Regions from separate parts of the Homo sapiens genome. Here region 1 is linked to region 2. A link is a contact called in ENCODE Hi-C or POLR2A ChIA-PET data. All regions are on one chromosome and are shown on one strand. Each heading gives the region's core, a stretch centred on a gene start or an enhancer-like site at or near the end of the contact. The rest is flanking DNA. Distances are from core to core; before and after follow the strand shown. Region 1 overlaps LOC105377955 (a long non-coding RNA gene). Region 2 holds the start of MROCKI (MARCKS cis regulating lncRNA promoter of cytokines and inflammation).

The links. A loop is a pair of places that touch in the nucleus more often than their neighbours do. ChIA-PET counts read pairs that join two places held with the same protein, here RNA polymerase II (POLR2A). Pooled maps may share reads with other maps.
Region 1: a loop to region 2 is called in a map with no recorded cell type, with 4 times the contacts of the local background. The contact joins the enhancer-like site here to the promoter of MROCKI in region 2. A Hi-C loop is called at or near these places in 2 of 168 maps with a recorded cell type or tissue (GM12878 and endothelial cell of umbilical vein), 8 of 37 single-sample maps with no recorded cell type and 5 of 50 pooled maps. POLR2A ChIA-PET finds 5 or more read pairs at or near these places in 1 of 52 experiments (WTC11).

The regions. Positions count from the first base shown.
Region 1 is chr6:113,180,675-113,185,700 of GRCh38, forward strand. All of the region lies in intron 1 of LOC105377955 (a long non-coding RNA gene), which reads right to left. The region is part of intron 5 of LOC105377953 (a long non-coding RNA gene); the gene reads left to right. Among named protein-coding and RNA genes, the nearest start is that of LINC02518, 250 kb to the right of the region's middle. Within about 2 kb of position 3,702, at least 4 of the 41 ENCODE cell types and tissues checked have a DNase peak (open chromatin) inside an H3K27ac peak, as active enhancers do.
Region 2 is chr6:113,870,432-113,875,053 of GRCh38, forward strand. MROCKI (MARCKS cis regulating lncRNA promoter of cytokines and inflammation) reads right to left here and starts at 2,916. Exons shown (of 3, transcript NR_038863.2): 1 at 2,563-2,916; 2 at 238-303. LOC124901382 (a long non-coding RNA gene) reads left to right here and starts at 2,974. Exons shown (of 3, transcript XR_007059716.1): 1 at 2,974-3,392.

The DNA of each region.
Region 1 (5,026 bases), core at 2,452-4,951, 690 kb before region 2:
GTCCTGCTCTTGTTGGGCAGATAGGTCCCTTCTTTGTCATCACTTTCCTCAGTATGTGCCCAGCATGATTGATGCTGTCTATTATCTAAAAATGTCCTTCAATAACTTCCTTGACTCTTACAGCACCCCAGGACATCCATAAACCAAAATGTGTATTTCCCTGAACAGCAAGCAAGGAGGTGGGCATTGAGGAAATGTTAAGTCCCTATACTTGTATTAATGGGAGCTGGGATGGGGAAGTAGGTGGTATTGAATGGAATCAGTTTTCTGAACCAGAGACTCATCAATGGCATGGGTAGATGGAAAGAAAATTTCTTCCCTTACCCAAGATATTTCTAACAAACATGTTATCTAAGTATGCATATTACATTTATGTTTCTTTTCTAAACATTTTACATAGCTATTAAGTAAAGTTGGTAAGTAAACTATGGTATGGCATTTTCTTTTTTAGCTATAACTTCTGTTTTACAGAACTGGCACACTGAGCACCCATAAACTTATTTTGTTTAGCTCACACAGTGTTTAATTAAAATTAATTACTAGCATTTAAATATTTTGAAATTTCAAATGAAAATCCAAGTTTCTGACTACTCTTGTAAACCTGGATAGTTGAACAACACTGGGACTGTTCTTGCGTGGCTGCAGTTGACTGCAGCTGAATAGATACTGGTGCCCTAAGCCAAGGCAAGTGCTCTCTAGCCACTTGCCCACAACCACTTTATTCATTCCCTTTTCTTTCTGGGCCTTGAAGCATTAGCGTGCAAAAATGCTTGCATAAGGAAGCTTAATATCCCTTCCAAGAATGATCTAGTCTTTCAATTTCAAGATGAAATACGGCACACTGATAAATATTTGCTGCACACACACACTTAAAAACACAAAGTATATACATCCTCATGAATCAAATCATCCTCAAGTCTAAATAACTAAAAGGGAGACATATCTCCTGTATTGAAAGAAAGCCCTGTAGGATTTAAAATACAAGGAATGCATGGAGAAGGTGGGCAGCATGTACACAGCTGAAATATAATGGATCAATCTAACAAGAAATCTTGCACAGAGATTCTAAACGAATAGTCAGCTTTTTCCTCTTAGAAAAACCAGCATTGACAATGGAGAGAATAGGGAAGGTTCTGGGACACAAAATAAGAAGGACAAAAGTTTATCTTTGGAAAACTAAACCTGTAACCACTTGTTAACACTTTATTTTACAAATCTGCTCTTGATTTATGAAATTTTCAAAGATAGTTAAAATCATCCTTTCCTAAGAAGAACCACTCCTTTTTACATTTAAAAGAATCCTAGACATTTGAGCAATAATAGTTTATAGATACCATTGCCTTAAATAAATGTAAAAAAGAACTCAGGACATCTCTTTTGCCAAGATTACTCAAAATTTAGGAAATTACATAAATACACTCAGAAGTTCAAGGGTCAGCTTTTCTTTATCTTCAGTCTTCATCACGCATTTGCAATACATTATAAAGACTGATAGCTTCCATAAGCAGATAAAAAAATTGTTGGGATAGGAAAGTTTAATCGATATAACTTAAAAGTACCACAGATACCTGATGAATGTCAAAATGTCATATTCCCCTTTTTGCTGTGTTACTAGAGCCATTTGATTTTAAAGAAAACGTAAAATGTCAAAGCATCAGAAAATTTCTGTATGGTCTTTCTGTTCAAGGTTCCCCATCTTTCTTGGCTATTAACCAATATACTCAAGAAAAAGCTTTCATCACTCCAAAAAAAAAAAAAAAAATTTCAAGGGGGTTAGCACTTGAGGCATTGTCTTCCTTAAAACACTTCCTATTTGATTCCCTCTGACAGCTGTTTATGTTGAAGATTACTAACATTCCCAAAGTACTTCATAGTAAAGATTAAACCTGAAGATTACAAAGGTTTATGCATTTTCACATACTGTGATGTGACCTTAATCTACTTAAATCTAAAGAAAAAAAGTCATTTTACAAAGACCCATTTAGCTATTTCGACATGATTCTTTATTTTTTTGGATGCTTATTTGGCATATGAGCCAGAAATTTAAAATGTAACAAAAAATATGTCTTGAAAAAAATTAAAAACAGGCATTTGCAGCACGATGGAAAAGTTCTATAGAGCTTTGAGGGAAGTCCATTCAATTTCACTGGCATTCATAAATGATGACTAATGCATTCAAATAGAATGAGTAATTTACCAAATTACAGACATTTGGATGGGCTCAGAATGAAGATGTTGTTTGTTTGGATATGTCCTGAAGTGAATCTCAATGAGGTTTACTTTGTTATGCCTGACTCTACAAATAGACTTCAGTCACAATTTGAACAAAAGCCCTGACATGTAAATAAATGTGCAAATGATGCCCAGCTACATTATTCTTTTTGTCCTCGGACCACTCAGGAACAGTCAACTCCATTAAAAAATATCAGTCACAAATAGATGGCACCATTGTACTTATCACAAAAGCACCATAAAATAGGCTTCTCTTGGCAAGTTATCAGTGTTATACCCATTCTCTTCACGCCACAAAAACCAAGTCCACACATGCTACAAAATACCTCTCCTAGCAGCCATGGGCTACCCTACAAAAAGTGGACCCTCCACACTTGCATGCTAGTGCCTCATAATATTGGCATCTCCTATCGGACAGCACAAGAAAAGAGCTTTAAAATTCAGAATGCTTCTTTTAAAGGGCTTCCACCCACTGTTATGAAGCAGAGATGAAGGGCAACAGCAAACCCAATTTCCAGTCACAACAACATATGCATTGCTAAATGTCTTGTGATGGGGCTCAAACTCCAACACACTTTGGCAGTTTCTGTAAAGGTCAGAAATTCCAGGTGATAATATAAAATCAATCCTTCATATAATTGTTTCATATGTATCCCAAAATGAATTAGACCTACTATACATCTGGTCCAAAAATTCTGAACATTTGCTAAAGTTGACTGAAAAAATAAAAATATAACCTTTGCCTCATAAACTGAATTGAATTACTAACAAATTATTCTAGAGGTAATCACTTCATTACTTCAGCTACAAAATCTACCTAATTGGATTTTGATAATCAGGGGAAATCTTACTACTACCGTGTCCAAAGCAGTTCTGTCCATTTTCCTGCCAGAATGGTCATGATCCTGGCAACTGTTAGCCTGTTCATTCTGAGGCTTCATTCAAATACATATATACCACACCAAATATACCACAGATACAGCAGAAATGGTTCCTGAGACCTGGAGGATACAATCTTGCATAGAAGAGATATGTTGACCAAGTGACTGGAGGATCATAAGGGCTGTAAATTACCAGTACAAAATTCTGTGGAAGATTACCACAGAATTACCACAGATTCCCTTGTTCCCTAGTCTAAGGGAACAAGGATGGCTTCTCTAAGGAGCGATGTTTAAGCTGAGACTTGAAGGGTGGTGCTACTGACGAGGTGAGTAAGTAGCATGAGCAGGTAGGAGGATTCCAAGCCAAAGAAACAGGACATCCAGAGGCTCCAGACGAAGGAGGATGATGTATGTGGAACTGCACCGAGGCTAGTGTGGCTGGAGTAGAGAGAGGCAGGAAGTGTCTAAGGCTGAGGCACCAGAGGCAAGAGTCAGTCAGATCATCCTAGGCCTTAGAAACTTCTTAGAGCCTGTGGGTTTTATTCCAGAGATGACTAAAAGTCATTAGAAGGTGGAAGAGTTTTGCTAGGGCTGCCTTGACGAAGTACCACAGACTGAGTGGCTGAACCAATTCATTTTCTCACAATTCTGGAATTTAGAAGCCCAAGATCATGATGTCAGCAAGAATGTTTTCTCACAATTCTGGAATTTATTTTATCACAATTCTGGAAGTTAGAAGCCCAAGATTGCGATGCCAGCAAGGTTGGTTTCTTCTGAGGGCTCTCTCCTCGGCCTGTAGATGGCTGTCTTTTTCCCTGTGTCTTCACATGGTCTTCCTTCTGTATGCAGCTGTGTCATAATCTCTTCTTATAAGGATACTAGTAATATTGGATTAGGAGCCACCCATCCCAGTGACCTTATTTTAACTAAGTTAGCTCTTTAAAGAGCCTATCTCTAAACATAGTCATATTCTAAGGTACTGGGGGCTACGGATTCAATATATAAATTTTTCAGGGATGCACAATTCAGCCCATACCAGAAGGTTTAGCAGAGGGCAATTATATAACCCCATTTAGGCTTGACACGTGCACTCTGCTTGTAAGTTGGAAAGTGTAGCAGAGGGCCAAGACAGAAGGTGGGCCAAGAGCCAAGGTGCCATTGACAGGGCCTCTTCTGTAATCCAGGGAAGAGACCACAGTGGGGCAGGGCCCCAGCTTTGCTTCCTGGAGACTGGTGAGTATATCCAGACAAGAAGTAACTTGGGAAAAAGGACACCCATCACTTTGTACCAGCAGAGAAGAAGACAAGGGAAGCAGCAAGCAAATAGATTTGTAGCTATGATGTCAGGAAGTTAAGTTGGTTTGTTTTCATGGTTTCTCTTTTAATTTTCTTTGAGGTAGGACATCTGCTGAGAATGAGAAGAGAGAAAATTGCAGATGTGAATTGAGTAGAAAATATTTTAAATTGCCATTTCAGGGAGTGGGGAAGCAAGCTAACAAAAAATCTCATTAGAATTTCTATGCAGTGTTAAAAGCCCCTTAAGGATGAGTGACCACAGATTCAAAGTGGCATCCATGTCCCCTTTTTGTGGATTTTATTTTGCTGTCATGCTTGACTATGTGGGGACAGATGTGGGGATGGTGAAGAGCTGGATTATTCCAGAGTTCAGATTCTCAGGACAGAGTATTCTTCCTGGAGAACTGCAAGAGGAGTTCTGGGCCACAGCTGTTCCAGCTCAACCCCTGGGAATTTCCCAGGTGCTTGGAATTTGAAGTTATAATTTCACAAAAAAAGCCTGGGATGGTAGATGTTTTCTGGCAGTGCTGCTGAAATGAAAACCTCCTGGAAGCTTTTCACCTTGCTGTGTGGCTCCTGGGGACTCCTTGCACATCTTGAGGCTCCTCCTGTGTGCC
Region 2 (4,622 bases), core at 1,666-4,165:
ATTTATTTTAGTGTATTTGAGAAACTGGGAGCCATTGGATGAGGCAATAGATCATCTAAAATAGGTAACATTTGAATAGAATTAAGGACTTCTGGTGAGATTATAATGAAAAAGAAGCCTATAGATTAAGGTCAGATTATACAATATTAATTATTAACTGGAAAAACAATTATGTTAACAATGCCATTTTCCTCCAGTGTCTGAGGTACTATCTAGCTAGTTCATTACTTGGCTTACCATATACAATGAATGTCTTTTTTTCCTTTTCTCATTTGCTTCCTGATATTTTGAAAGCATGAGTTACTGCCGGGAAACAAGGGATACAGAAAAGACAGAGAAATGTATTAAGTGACAGTAGAAGACAGAGGAATGTATTAAATTACAGCAACTGCATATGTTTAAAAATTTTCAGAACATTTTAAATGAGAATTTTTATGTTAATTTAAAAAATTAGTTGCTATATAGCTTCTAATTTAAAATTTTCACATGGTCTAGAAGCAAAATTTACTAGAACTCCAGTGATGAGTTTATTTAAAACAAACAAAAAATATACCAATACTAGTTTATTTTCCAAACTATAGTGAGAAGTTGTTATTCATATATCTGGATTTGAATTATACATTTTTCAGCATTCTTACCACAGCACAAAGATTTTTTTCATGCTTAGTAATGTTTAGTGAACAGGAAGGACTTAATATAACAATCAGTAAGAAAGAATTCTAGCTTTCTAGCTGTAGTATTATCATATGAAAAAGATTTTTTTTTCCTTGAGACAGAGTCTTACTTGCTCTGTCACCCAGGCTGTAGTGCAGTGGTGCCATCTCAGCCCACTGCAACCTCCACCTCCTGGGTTCAAGTGATTCTCGTGCCTCGGCCTCCCAAGTAGCTGGGATTACAGGTGTGCATCACCATGCCAGGCTAATTTTTTTTTTTATTTTTAGTAGAGACAAGTTCTCACCATGTTGGAAAGGCTGGTCTTGAACTCCTGACCTCAAGTGATCTGCCTGCCTCAGTCTCCCAAAGTGCTGGGATTACAGGCATGAGCCACCATGCCGGGCTTGAAAAATATTTTCTGTAAAGCATTTCTACCATAACTTCTTGAGACTTAAAACAGAGAAAAACATATTCATTGAGAAAATGCAGTTTTGATTTTTTATTGTTTAGATCAAGAATACGAACATTGAAACCAATTACTCATAAAGGGTGCTTCCTCTAGACCTTCTTATTGTCCTGAATTCCTATTTCATTAGCAAAAGTACATTTACATGAAATATATATATATATATATATATATATATTTCATATATATGAATCTGGCATAAATATGGATGCATACTTCCCATTATTAAAATTAGAATTCTTTAAACAAAACAAAATTTTCCTCTATTTTCAATTCTTGTCACTTCTGCCATTTGCTGCTTGAAGTCCTTAAAAAATATTATGTCTTCTGAATGCTTTCTAAGACTATAGAGAATATTGGTTGAATGAGGTTTAGAGTTGGCTAAAGGAGGGCTTTTTTGACCAGAAGTTGATTCTCTGAAGTTTTTTGTGTGTCTTTAACTTGTTTTTTTCCACTGATTAATCTTTCATAGTATGTAGTTATAATGGTAACCATCACGTACATCTGACCTACAATAAAGAAGAAAATGGACAGAAAAAAGATTATTAACTTTTCTTCCTTTTTTGTTCTTCTGTAGGTCTCATTCCTGTCAGTTAGACTTGAGGTCATGCTATTTCCTGTTGGGGTCACGAGGATGAATTAGTGATTAGACACTTAGGTGCTGGACTCAAAGGGACCTGGCTCCATCACATGCAAACTTTTTGTAAAAGAAGGTACATTGTTTTATAATGTGCGTTTTTGGTTGAATATTAAACTAAAACTTGAGAGCAATCTAGCTCAGGTAGACACTGGTGTCCTGAAATCATTTGCAATACATTTAAACTAAGATATACTAGATAAAGATATTAAAACAAAAGAAAAGGTTTAGATTTTATTCCATATTTCATTTATATTTTTACCAAACACCTATTGAATATCTAATATGTTCTAGGGAATGGACTTGGATCTAGAAACTTAAGAGTGAATGTGCAAATGCCTAGAATCTGTTCTGGTAAGAAATTCACTTCAGTAAAAAACAATACTAATATTATCAATAATAATCCATAATGTGATTTTTTAAAGCCAACTCATTTAATCTATTATATCTATATAATAGATTAGATTATAATCTAGACTGTATAATCTATAGTCTAGATTATAGACATTTAATAAAAACAAATTGAATTTTGTAAAAAAAGTACTTAATATACCTAGTAAAGTTTTATATGCCAAGTTTGTATTTTAATAATATTTTTATTTTAATAAATATCAGGAAGAAATAAACATAAAACATAGGAAGTGCATGTTCAGGTTATCTATTGTCATATTACAAACCACCTGAAAACTCAGTCGTATAAAACAACAATTATTTTTAAATTTTTGAACAGCTTTATATATAATTGACATATAATAAACTGCACATTTTAAAGTGCACACTTTGATAAGCATACATAGGTACACACCTGTGAAACCATCGCCAAAATCAAGATCATGACCGTATCCACAAATTTCATGATTCTGTAGGTCAAGGATTAGAGCAGCCATAAGCAGAGAGTTTGTCCCTGATACACGATGTTTTTGGCCACAGCTGTAGTTGTTTGGATAGCTGGGGGCTCCTGGGATGGCTAGAGTGGGATCATATGCCTGGAGTCTTCATTCTTCTCCATTGGATGTTTGCTGGGATGAGAAGGTCCAAGATAGTCCTTTGATAATGTGTCGTGGTGCCTGGGCTGGGATGGCTGAAACACAGGAGACCTAGCAGAAATTCTCTATACTCACCGCCATCTCCGGATAGTCAGACTTCTCACTCGGCAGCTGGCTTCCCCCAGGTCCGAAGTTCAAGAGACTTTCAAAAGACAGGAAGTGAAAGCTGCCAGTCTCTTTCAGCCTGAGCCCGAGACACTGGCACAGTTTTACTTCCACTATGCTTTATTGGTCAAAGCAGTCTCTGAGCCCACCCAGATTCTGGGAAAGAAGGACATTGACACCACCTCTTGATGAGATAATGTCAAAGAATTTTGACCATCTTTAAAGCACCACAACGCATGTTGGATATTCTATATTCCTGAGTGAAAGAAGACTTCAATTTGGTCACATGAACAAACTATTTCTGTGTTTTACAAGGGCAATAGTAGGGAAAGGAGGTGGTAGTAATATCAGAATTTCCATCAACTCTTCTGTCTTCGTTGCTGTTTATCAAGTAATGTTCTTCAAACAAACTGGAGTTGCTATGCCTTGATATGGTATAAATGAGTGTGTTTTGGATACAAATACACATGGTAAAGGTAATATGGTAAATACCATTGTTTATTTATATTATTTATATTATATTTATATTGTTTATTTATATTAATGGTATACTTTAGCCAAGTAAGTTTTTATCAAGATTCCAAAATATTATTGAGACATAATCAATTCAGTAAAAAACTATTTGAGATGGACACATCGGATTCTAGTGATGTTACTCCCCCAGGGTCTTACCCTATTGGGAATCTATTGTATAACTCACATATAACTGTACCTTTGGCCAGGCGTGTTGGCTCACGCCTGTAATCCCAGCACTTTGAGAGGCTGAGGTGGGTGGATCAATGGGTCAGGAGATCAAGACCATCCTGGCCAACATGGTGAAATCCCATCTTTACAAAAATTAGCTGGGTGTGGTGGCACACGCCTGTAATCCCAGCTACTCGGAAGGCTGAAGCAGGAGAATCGCTTGAACCCAGGAGGTGGAGATTACAGTGAGCCAAGATCGTGCCATTGCACTCCAGCCTGGTGACAGAACAAGACTTTGTCTAAAAAACAAACAAACAACTGTACCTTTATAAAAATTCCATCTTTTAAAAGTCTATAAATGGATCTGTTACATTTTAACAAACTACTAGAGGTAATTTCAAATAGATCACTTCAAATTTTCTGAATAAATATAATCTGTTGTGAGGATAGCATCTTGAAGAAATGTTATCAAGCCGTGGTAAAAATATATCTTTCCTTATATGTTCAACCACCATGTGAAATGTGTGAATCTAGCATAAAATGCAGTAAAAAAAAATTTTTTTTAAGTCAGTGAAATAAACTAAGTAAATTTTTCAAGAGAATGTTTTTATTGTGATCTTTTGAGTAGCACAAGGGAAACACAAAGTATAAATACGGTTTTTATACATGGAAAGGGGACACGTGACTCATTTAAGAGGAGCTAAATAATTATTAACAATTGTTTGTATTATTTAAATATTTGTTCAATGGCAGTGGCTACTACTTGTAAAGAAAGAGATACCCCATATCATCCTTTTGGATTCCACTTAACCATAAATAGTCATCTTGGTGGCCCAGTGGCCCTTGTTTCATAAATTTCTCACTGTACCACCATCCTAAAACATCTCTTCTGGCTAAAGCACACAGGAATGCAAAGAAGGAAGATAGACTCTTTATGAGTGCACATGTCCTTGCATACCTGTATTTCTATATCAGGGAGATCACAAAGAACCATTAAAAATGTAAGCCATTTGGAACACTAGAGCTAGAG